Linked DNA regions of Homo sapiens: region 1 is linked to region 2. A link is an interaction called in ENCODE POLR2A ChIA-PET data of the cell type or tissue named here. Cell type or tissue: PC-3. All regions are shown on one strand. Links, peaks and the distances in the headings refer to the core of each region. The heading gives the core; the rest is flanking DNA. Region 1 has its middle 13 kb from the start of TFF3. Region 2 holds the start of UMODL1-AS1 (UMODL1 antisense RNA 1).

Evidence for each region. ChIA-PET counts read pairs that join two places held together with the same protein. Peaks named below come from ENCODE experiments on the same cell type or tissue, not always from the same donor. Only the 100,000 strongest peaks of a DNase experiment are listed, where the experiment ranks them.
Region 1: POLR2A ChIA-PET joins it to region 2 with 6 read pairs; 3 of 35 experiments call an interaction of 5 or more read pairs at or near these places.

The regions. Positions count from the first base shown.
Region 1 is chr21:42,325,712-42,331,089 of GRCh38, forward strand. No RefSeq gene overlaps it. Among named protein-coding and RNA genes, the nearest start is that of TFF3, 13 kb to the left of the region's middle. In PC-3, for the core only: no CTCF peak of the experiment used is centred there; no DNase peak of the experiment used is centred there; H3K27me3 peaks cover 770 bases.
Region 2 is chr21:42,104,670-42,110,047 of GRCh38, forward strand. It overlaps UMODL1 (uromodulin like 1), which reads left to right. Exons shown (of 23, transcript NM_001004416.3): 10 at 4,893-5,030. UMODL1-AS1 (UMODL1 antisense RNA 1) reads right to left here and starts at 3,865. Exons shown (of 2, transcript NR_027243.1): 1 at 3,627-3,865. RefSeq lists an enhancer at 3,014-3,133 and a silencer at 3,110-3,404. In PC-3, for the core only: a CTCF peak has its summit at 3,306 (motif pointing left); a DNase peak (open chromatin) is centred at 3,312.

The sequences.
Region 1 (5,378 bases), core at 283-5,282, 220 kb after region 2:
GGACAGACTCTGGCTAAAGATGAAGAAACTGAAGTTTGAATGACACCCAAGAAGCAGAGTTTGACGTTTGAATCCAATGGAGATGATTGCCTGTCAAAACAAACATACAAAATAAATAAACAGGCAAACACAACTATCTTCAGAGGAATAGAACAGAATCTGCATTCCCCACAACGTAGCAACACAATGTCCTGGCCACAATCGGAAATTACTAAACACACAACCAACAGGAATGTCTCATGCGTTCTGAAGAGAAAAAAAGCCATCAACCTGAGATGACCCAGACATTGCAATGACCAGATAAAGATTTTAAAACAATTAGTATAAGTATGCTTGAGGAAATAAAGAAATATTGCTTATAATGTATGTAAAAATAGAAAATCCCAGAAAAAGAAAATTTAAAAACTGTGTAAAAATAACCAAGTAGAAAGTATAGAACTGAGGGGAGTCAGGTGTGGTGGCTCATGCCTGTAATCCCAGCACTTTGGGAGGCTGAGGCGGGTGGATTACGGGAGGTCAGGATTTCAAGACCAGCCTGGCCAACATGGCAAAACCCCGTCTCTACTAAAAAATACAAAAAACAAAAAATTAGCTGGGTGTAGTGGTGCACACCTGTAGTCTGAGCTACTTGGAAGGCTCAGGCAGGAGAATCACTTGAACCCAGGAGATGGAGGTTGCAGTAAGCCAAGATCACACCACTGCACTCCAGCCTGGGCAACAGAGCAAGACTCTGTCTCAAGAAAAAAACAAAAAGAACTGAGAAGTATATGTGTGAATAATAAATCTACAGTGAATATAAACTAAATAAATAAGTAAATGAAAGAATAGTAAATATGTACATGAAAGTAAAACGTATTGAAGTCTTAGAGTAAAGTGAAGATGACAGAGGAAAGTCAATTAACGTAAAAGATAGCACACTTTAAATTATCCAGTTTGAAGAATAGAAAGAAAAAAAAGGTTGAAGAAATGAACAAAGCCCCAACTACCTGTGGGACAATATCATAAAGTCTGACAGCGTGAAATCAGAAAAAAAAAAAAAAAAAAGTGGCCAGACATGGTGGCTCATGACTATAATCCCAGAACTTTGGGAGGCTGAGGTGGGAGGATCACTTGAGGCCAGGAGTTCGAGACCAGCCTGGCCAACAAAACGAAACCCTGTCTCTACTAAAAATACAAAAAAATTAGCTGGACATTGGGATGCACACCTACAATCCCAGCTAGTCAAGAGGCTGAGGCACGAGAATCTCTTGAACCTGGGAGGCGGAGACTGCAGTGAGCCGAGATTATGCCACTGCACTCCAGCCTGGGTGACAGTGAAACTCTTTCAAAAAAAAGAAAAAAAAAAAAGCCAGAGAAAAAATTAAGAATGCTGAATCTTTGAGAAGATATTTCTTTTTAAAAGATAAACCTCTAACGAGACTGGTCAGGAGAAAAAATAAAGAAAACACAAGCTACCAACATCAGGAATGAAAGATAGGCTATTACTATCATGGTACAGACATTAAAAGGATAACTAGATAATATTTAGAGTAACTTAATACCAACAAATTTGGTAACTTAAATATGAAATGAACAAATTCCCTGTAAAACACAATTTACCAAAATGGACACAGACAAAAAATAGGAAACCTAAATAGTCTTATGTCTATTAAAAATTTTGAAGTTGCTATCAAAAACCTTCCTACAAAGAAAATCGCAGGCTTGAGTGGTTTCACTGTTGCATTCTACCAAACACAAATGAAGACCTTTAATCCATACAAACCTAGGAAAAAGATGAGCTGGGCATATTTTCCGACTCACTTTATGAGGCCATCATAAGCCTAATATGAAAACTTGACAAATATATTATGAATAATGAAAGAGCAACATCAACACAGATTGAAAAATACTTATAAAAATATTAGCAAATTCAACCCAGCAAGATATAAAAACAATATGTCAAGATGTAGATTTTTTTTTCTAAGAAAAACAAGGTAGAGTTTAACATCAAATAATCAATGCAGTTTAACAGAAAAAAATTTTAAAACATGTAATCATTTCAATGAATGTGTAAAAAGCGTTTAACAAAATTAACACTGATACATGATAAAAATTCCCAGAAAACTCGGAATAAAGAGATCATTCTTAAGCTAATAAAGGAAATCTACAAAAAATACAACATTATACTAACTGGTGAAATATTGAATATTCTCCTCCTAAAATCTAGGCCAAAGCAAGAATTCCCACTCTCATCACTTTTATTTAACATTGTAATGGTGCTTCTAGCAATGGTATAAAGCAAGGAATAAAAGGCATAAAGATCAGAAAGGAAGAAGGAAAACTGTCTTTATTCAAGGAAGATCATTTGATTTTCAATTGCCTGTTGCTAATATATGAACACCATTGATTTTTGTATATTAACTTTGTTTCCTGTAACCTTGTTTTAAAGAATTTTTTAAATAGATTTTTTAAAGGATGCTCTAAAATAGCACAAATCATGAAGGTGCAGTTGATAAATCTGACTCAATTACAATTAAGGATATCTATTCATCAAGACATGATAGAGGAGTAAAAAAAAAAGTCTAGTCATGAACTAGGAAAAGATATTTGAAACCCATGTAACTGACAAAGGATTGCTATAAAGGATAGGTAAAGAACTCCTTCAAACCAGTGAGAAAAAGACAAATAACATGATTTTTTAAATATACAAATAGGATTGCCACTGAAAAGAAAAGCTAGGTAGTCAATAAGGATATGGAAAGAAGCTCAACCTCACAAAAAGTCAAGGAATTACAAATAAACCAATGTTAAAATATCACTTTACTTAACATCAGATTGCACTGATTACCAAATGTCGACAAGTTGTGGAGAAATAGAAACTCTTATGCAAATCTGGCAAAAAGGTAATTGACACACCCTCTTTGGCAAGCATTTTGACAACAGCCAGTAAATTGAAGAAGTCCGTATTGTTCTGATAGAAAGAAACTGGAAACATTATACCTAGTTGCCTATCAATTGGGGATTGAATCCTGTGGAATATTATACACATGTTAAAATGAATGAAGCAAATATATTTTTATTAATGCAAATACATTTCAAAAGTTAAAAATAAGATATAAGTTGAAAAGGCTGCATACTAGGATACCATTTCTGATTATTTTAAAAAACAACAAAATAATACCATGTATTGTTTATGGGTATCATGGGAATAATGCCCACTGACTCAGGAAGAGTGGTTAATTCTGGGGAGGGAGGAAAAAGGATGGATTAAAGGAGTACTTTTATGATTTTATTTCTTTTTAAAATGAGAGGCATTTTTAAAGTGAGAGGCATCAAGGCATAAGTAACTGACAAGTTGATGAATCTGGGTAGCACATATATAGATGACACTACATTAGATACCATTCAAGGAAAGGCATTTGACATATGGCTATTTAAAATTTTTATTTAAAGAAATCCAAATAACGCAGGTGGTGTGGGCAGCAAGTCCCAGCTGCTGGGTGTGAGAGAGGCTGGGAGAAGCCAGCCCTGAGGCTGGGAGTGGCACATGGGTCCTGGTTTGGGGGCCATTCTCATGCTTCATCCCGGTTGCCTGGCCAATACCCCAGGGGTTTATCTGGTGAGGGATGGGGAAGGGACCACTGACAGAGTAGGAGCATTGCCATCTTGGACAAGCACCGCCATTTTAAAGTTCACCTTGATCAAAAACTGCCTAAATCCAAAGGGCATCAGCCTAATGGCTAAGGTCAGCAGGACCATAAACCACAAATGACATCTCTGACCAGAAACTTTCCAACCATAAGAAATAAACTCCTCCCCGACCAGAGGCATGCCAGGCCCAAGATAACCTCCCCTCCAGCCAGAGACATTCCAACCCCACCATAAAGTTCTCCCCAACACGGAAACATTCCAAGCTTGTGATAAGCTCTCACCCTAAAACCAATAAATACTCTTAGTCTGTAAGAGAGAGTGCTCCTGACCAAAGTGACCAGAAGCCCCTCTCAGGTTTATTCTCCAAAATCAACCTGTCTTTGACTGTTGAGCCACTTTTTGCATTTCTTTCCTCTTTCTTTAACTCTTACAACCACTTTTAAATCCCAGAAGCATCCAGCTTGATGGCAAATAAAAGTCTTAAGTCCTTTCACATTTTAAAATTTTAATTCCCAGGTCTTTGGGCCCCTGCAGTGCAATCTCAACTTTCTCTCTATATTAGCAGAGTCGACAGATCCACCTGAGGATGAGTGCCTGACTGTGTCCTGGACAAGCAAGGAGCTTGAACTAGAGAGGGAATTAACATCCCAGTGGAGAAGCACTAGAAAGAGTCAATGTTTAATACAAGTAATCTCTGGATCAAATGCACCATGGGTGTGTCACCCATGCTGTGCCCCAGGTCATCCCTCCCCTCGAAGTCTGTCAGAGAACATAAACTAAAGATTATTTTTCTGACTTCTTGAAAATGACCATTACTTTGTTCAAAGAGAAGAAGGGTCATTGGTGGCTGCTCACCACTAGAGGAGAAGAAACGGTCTCTTTGATTTTTCATGGGAATCTAGAAATAGAATGGTCAGAATTGAAAGTACCTTACATCTCATAAAATGCAACCATAGCTGGTGCCTAATCCCACCACATTCTCTGCAATTGTTAGCCTAGATGACTAGAGAGTAGTTTTTAGGGAATTCAAAAGAAATTGAAAGCAGGGCCCACCCTTAAGAAATATGTTGTCTACCAAAACAAAAACATGGTGGGACTATCAGAACTGCAAAGTGACTGTATGAGATGGCCCAGATGGAAACCACACATGACCTCTGGAGCCTTACCCTGGGGCTTCCCTGTTTGTGCAGAGAAAAGGGTGATTTCCCTGTGTGGAGGAGGAGCCCCTTACAGTCGGCTACCTTTCCAGGGCTGGTGTCCACAGGACTCTGGGTGGTTTGTGCTAAAGGTGCCCTGTGGACATTTCTTAGGTTTGAGGCAGGCATGCCTCTCACTTGACTCTTCCTACTCACCATCAGCTCCATGTTTCAAAGGATGCTTTTTCCCTGCTGTAATGTATTCATCTCATTCACTGTTTACTCCATCCAGGAACTGAAAGCAAAGTGTGAGATCACAAAATATGGCAACATCTTCAGGCAAGAGCCTACCTTAATTGCCAATGCCTCCTGGTGGCTCTTCATTATAGAGGCAGCCCATGTTCTCAAGACTTATAATAGCCCTGTTTTACATATCAAATGGCAAGAAGCTAAATACCAACTCTCCTTAATACATTATTCATACTTCCGTGGCACTCATATGATATCTTGTTTTTCAATGTCTTAAGGAGTTTTACCAAAGAGTTAAGATTTGTTGAGTTCCTATGGACAGAAGTATTATTGAACAAAGAATATCAGTCAATATTTATTTAA
Region 2 (5,378 bases), core at 310-5,309:
GAACTCCTGACCTCAGGTGATCCACCTGCCTCAGCCTCCCAAGGTGCTGGGATTACAGGCGTGAGCCACCGCGCCCGGCCTCTGTGGGTCTATTTCATTACGCTGTGTGTTATTTCATTTTACTTGGTGTTGCCTTGAAGCAGGAGGTCATGGACACAGGACAGACACAAAGAGACAGAGAGATAAAGAGAGAGACAGAAAGGCACGGAGACCAGGTTCTTGCTGTCCTGCAGCAGGCACGGAGTTCTCTCCTGGCTGTGAGGGCACACACAGTCTCTAGATCCACAAGCTCCAGTTTTGGGCTCAATCTGTGGAGTGGGCACCTCTCTGGTCGTCTCCCGGGGTGCTGGGTCTTGGAGCTCAGCCACGTGCTGGCTTCCTGTCCCAACCTTCCCCCACCAGGAGGTGCCGGGAAGAACTGGGTTGGGTGTGGGGGGATCTACTCTTTGAAGTCATGCCTGGAAACCTCGGCCTGGGGTTACTCTGTTCACTTGGCACTCCCTAAGGATGGGGATACTACAGTGGCCCCTGTACCTGGTAAGATCCCACCTAGCTGGGCTGCAGGGTAGGGCCTGAGGTTGGGGTCCACAGGGTATGCCCCCAGCAGGGTCCTCAGTGTGTGACCCCGTGATCCAACCTTCAGGCGGATCCAGCCTTCAGGTGGATGCCACCCAGCCCGCCCTCCACACCTCCCTGCCTCCCTCCTCCCATCCTCTGGGACTAGGGCTCAGGCGATTCCAGATCCCTGCCAAATGAGAACCTCGGCAGCAGGGATGTCGTGGGTAGAATGGTGGCCCCCTCCAAAAAGATATGTTCACCTGGAACTTCAGAATGTGACCTTATTTAGAATAAGGGTGTTTGCAGACACGATTAAGTTAAGGATGTCAAGATGAGGTCCTCCTGCCGTTGGATTTGGGTTGGCCTGAAGTTCAGTGACAAGTGTTCTTATACGAGACAAGAGGAGGAGACACAGACACAGAGGCCAAGATTGGAGTGATGCAGCCACAAGCCAAAGGACTCCTGGAGCCACAAGATAAGACACTGGAAGAGGCCTGGGAAAGCCCCTTTCCTAGAGCCCCAGAGGGAGGGCGGCCCTGCTGACACCTGGAGTTTGGACTTCGCCTCCGGAACGGCGGGAATACATCTGTGCTGTTTCAGGCCCCCCAGCTGGTGTGTTTGTGATGGCAGCCACAGGAGACCCGTGTCTTGCACCTCTAGGACTGGATGAATCCATTGTAAGCATTCGCAGCACCCCACTCCCCACGCTGTTCAGTGGTCCTGCAGAAGTTATTAAGCTCCTTCTGCAGGCTCTTGCCCGGCAGGGTCCCGGGCAGGCTGTGGCCTGCTTCCTCCACATTTCAGAGCTGAGGTGCTGGTGCGGGCAGGTCTCCTGAGCTGGGGGGTCAGCTGTGTGGCCAGTGATGGTGACGCCTCAGGCCGTGCATGGCCGGGGAGGCGGCCCTGCCTCTGCACTCTTTTGACTCCATGACTACTGGTGTCTTCGGACGCCAGAGTCGGGGGAGCAACCATGGGGCACCGCCCCTGCCTGGGGAGGCAGCACGAGGCCTGAGCCCAGCTTACAGGGGGACATCCACCCCCGCTGAGAGCCCCACCTTCACGGCGAGGATCTGTAGAAGAAGACATTTGATATTACTCGGCAAAAAAAACAAGAAACGAAAACACAAAAAGAGCTCCTCTGAAGAAGAAAAGGTATTTGCGCTGTGGTCCACCTAGAAATAATGTTGTTGGCACAACTAGAGCATTCCTCAGTCATTCAGGAGCACTCCCTGCCGGTGCGTCCACATGTCCCAACCCCGATAGATGAGGCGCTGTTCGCCCGTGGAGGGGTCAGGTTGTCGTGACCTTATCTTTACCCTTAGGCCGTCCATCCCGGGGCCTGGGGTTTCCTGCGCCAGTCACGGTGGGCTGTGTAGGTGGCCATGTGTTCGGTCTTTCCCCAGGAGGTACGTACCATGTGCTGGGAGGCCTGGAGGCTGAGCCGCCCCCCGCGCCTATGAGTTGCACCCTCACAGCGGCGGCCAAACCTCCTGCTCACTTTGCCCCATAGGAAGAGGTTAGAGTGAGGCGGAACGGGTTGGAATCCCAGCTCTGACACTCACTCACTGTGGGATGCTGCACAAATGACTTCCTCTCCCTGGGCCTCAGTATACTCATCTGTGGAATGAGATTACAGCAACATCCCACCTCCTATGGCGATGGAGTAAATTAAGGCACAATGCCTGTGTGGGTTTAGCCCAGTGCCTGTGCATGGCGACAGTGCATTTCTGATGGCCCCTCCAGCGTTCAGGGCTAACTCTTCCAGGATTAACTTTCATATCTTGGATGAGAGCTCATCTAGGAAGGTCTCCTAGCAACCCCTGGGTTCCCACTGGTCCTTCCGCCTCACGGGGCTCCTTTTTGAACCCCTCACATCATTTCCATTCAATCTCTTGCTCCTAACAGCACGGCCCCTATTCCTTCTCTTTCCCAACATCTGCTCTCAGGAGAGATTCTCATACAGTGTGCATTTGTTCTAGAGTGAGGGTCATCACTGGGCTTCTATGAGGCACCGCTGTGAACCCTCTGCACCGACCTTAGCCAGAGGAGCAGGACTCCCACCGGCATCCTTCTGCGTAAGAGGCCTTGTGGGTCTTCTGGGGCTCTGGAATCAACGCCGCTTTTCCTGGGGCCAGAGTAGGTGGAGCTGAGCTCCCCAAAGCTTCCAGTTTGCTGCCTGCTCCCACCCGCCTCGCCACTGCGCGAGCCCTTTCCATCCCCTCTGCAGAGTGAGAGAAGGGCCGTGAGTGAGGATCCTGGCCTAGGGCTGTCACCATCCCCCTCACCTGCTGGCCAGGCTAACCTACTGCAGGCTGCTTCCTTTCCTTAGGTTCACGGGTACCGCTATTTGTCCAGCGTCCATTTGCGGTGGCATTAGGATGAGGTGCTCTGTGCCCTCTTTCTCCCAGTGTGAATCTGACACACGCCCCCAGGAGAGTCCGAGGGGCATCACTTCTGGAGGACGCCCTGGGCCCTGAAAGACAGCTCATGGTCCAACTGAGGAGCCTGCACCTTGCTGGGACAGGGTGGCCCAGGAGATCTGGGGTCTGTACCTGCTCCTGGACCCTCTCCAGCTTGTTGTTCTGGGTGGGGCCAGCTCAGGAGGGGCACCTGGGCTGGGAGTCTCTGAAGCAGCTGCCCCCATTGCTCCAGGAGAGGGCTCAGCCCTTGTCCCAGCTGCGGGGCCAGTGGGAGCAGTGTGCAGCGTCCTGCCCTGGGCTCTCGCTGGCTCTGCGCCCTCGCCTGGCCAGCCCGGGAGGGTGCAGAGGCTCACTGGCAGCTCTTCCTGCTCCCACACCTGCCTCTTCCTCTGAACTGGAGGGCCGGCAAGCCTCAAGGCTTAATGCAAGACTAAATACAGCTGTCAGCGCCTTCCTCTGAGCTCGCTTGGGAGCTGTCTGGGGGGACGGAGGAGTGAAGATTAGGTGAATCACCACGCCCCAAAATAGACATCAGGTGCTTGGTGGTTTGAGCCAGCGTCTTGCCTGGTGCCTCTGCTGTCCTCCGTGGACTGCAGCCCAGCCAGCCTAGGCTCCAACCCCAACCCGGAGCACCCCCAGGAGAGTTACCTGTAGGCTGGAGGTTGAGTAGCACCCCAGGAAGAGGTGTGGGTTGGCACCAGCAGTGTTCTGATGGCAAGGCAGCCCCCAGGCCATGCTAGGGTGGTGGCATAGCTGTTGTGGCAGCTGACGAGCTTGCTGTTCTCCAGGGAAGCTGCTTCTGTGGAGACCGCAGGAAGCACAACAGAAAAAAACCCACAAAACGAGCCTCAGAGCACTCAGCAGCAGGGTTTTCTTTGCCCAGAACTGAACTGGTCCTGCATCGTGGCTTAAATTCCACCTGAATTGGAACTTCTCTGGCATGCCGGGTGTGGGTTCGTTCCCGAGCACCTCCACCCGCAGCTCTACAGAAGCACGCGCAGAAGGCACTGTCACCTCCAGCAGGGCCTGGCCCTGACGACCTCGGCTCAGCCACCCCATGGGAGCTACATTGTCCTTGTCCTCACCTTCATTCCCCTCAGGCGGGCCCCCCGGTGACATGACATCACAAGTCTTTGGGCACAGGAGGAGGGACATACCTGTGGAGACACCCGGGTGCTCTAGAATATGGCGCGGGAAGTTCATGTTGTACTCCGCTGGACCCCACCCCCGGCGTGGGAAGTTCATGTTGTACTCAGGCTGACCCCCACCCCCCCCACGAGAGAAGTCCATGTTATACTCAGGCTGACCCCCACTCCTGGCATGTAAAGCTGGTGTTATGCTCAGCTGGACCCCCACCCCCGGTGTGGAAAGCTCATGTTATACTCCACTGGCCCCCACCCCCGGCGTGGAAAGCTGGTGTTATACTCCGCTGGACCCCCACCCCCGGCGTGGAAAGCTGGTGTTATACTCCGCTGGACCCCCACCCCCCATGCGGAAAGTTCACGTTATACTCAGCTGTGTCCCCACCCCTGGCTCAGTTACTTTCCTATTTCTTGGTTGAGACACTAAGTATTGGAGAATGTTGGCACATCAAAGAGAGAGGAGAAAACATTTCAAGTTTTGGGTGTGGAAACAGAATAAAGAAGAGAGGGCTACATGCACACCCATGGGTGCTAATATTTAAGGAATGAACATTTCCTAATCTTTGCCCCCAAATAAGCCAACCAATGTGAAGGTGGGCACAGGCAGGCCGTAAGGTTGTCATGAGAGTGTTGGACGGATGCCCCAAAATGCCCCTGCTCCCGGCCGTTCACTGCAAAGACGGCTAGGAAGGACTCCTTCCAGCATGGGTCTGTCTTCTGATCACTCTTTGGCTGTTTTCTCATGGGTTTTGATTGTGTCTCCCCCTGGCAGACTGGGACGAGTGTGTGGACAGCGCGGAACACGACTGCTCACCGGCTGCCTGGTGCATCAACCTGGAGGGCTCCTACACCTGCCAGTGCCGTACCACCAGGGACGCCACCCCCTCCCGCGCAGGCCGGGCCTGTGAGGGTACGTGTCGACCCCCCTGCCGACTCTGGGAAGACCCCCTGCCCGAGAATCTGGGGGTGGGGCAAAGCCCAATTCTCCATAGGCACAGGGCTGAGGACCTATGGTAATGTTAGGGGCCTACAGAAATGTTTTCATTTCAATTTATTTTAAAATCAGAAGAAAGAAATTAATAGAAGGATAGTAAATATACATAAAACAATGAATCTAGCTTGGATTACACTCATCTCTATCTAAATGCCATTATAAAATGTAATTTTTGATAGATTGTTAAGTGGAGGGGTGCAGGGGTCCATGAAGGCCAAGTTCCTTGGGCCCACAGAAGTCAGGATGCAGCCCGGGGTCGAGGGA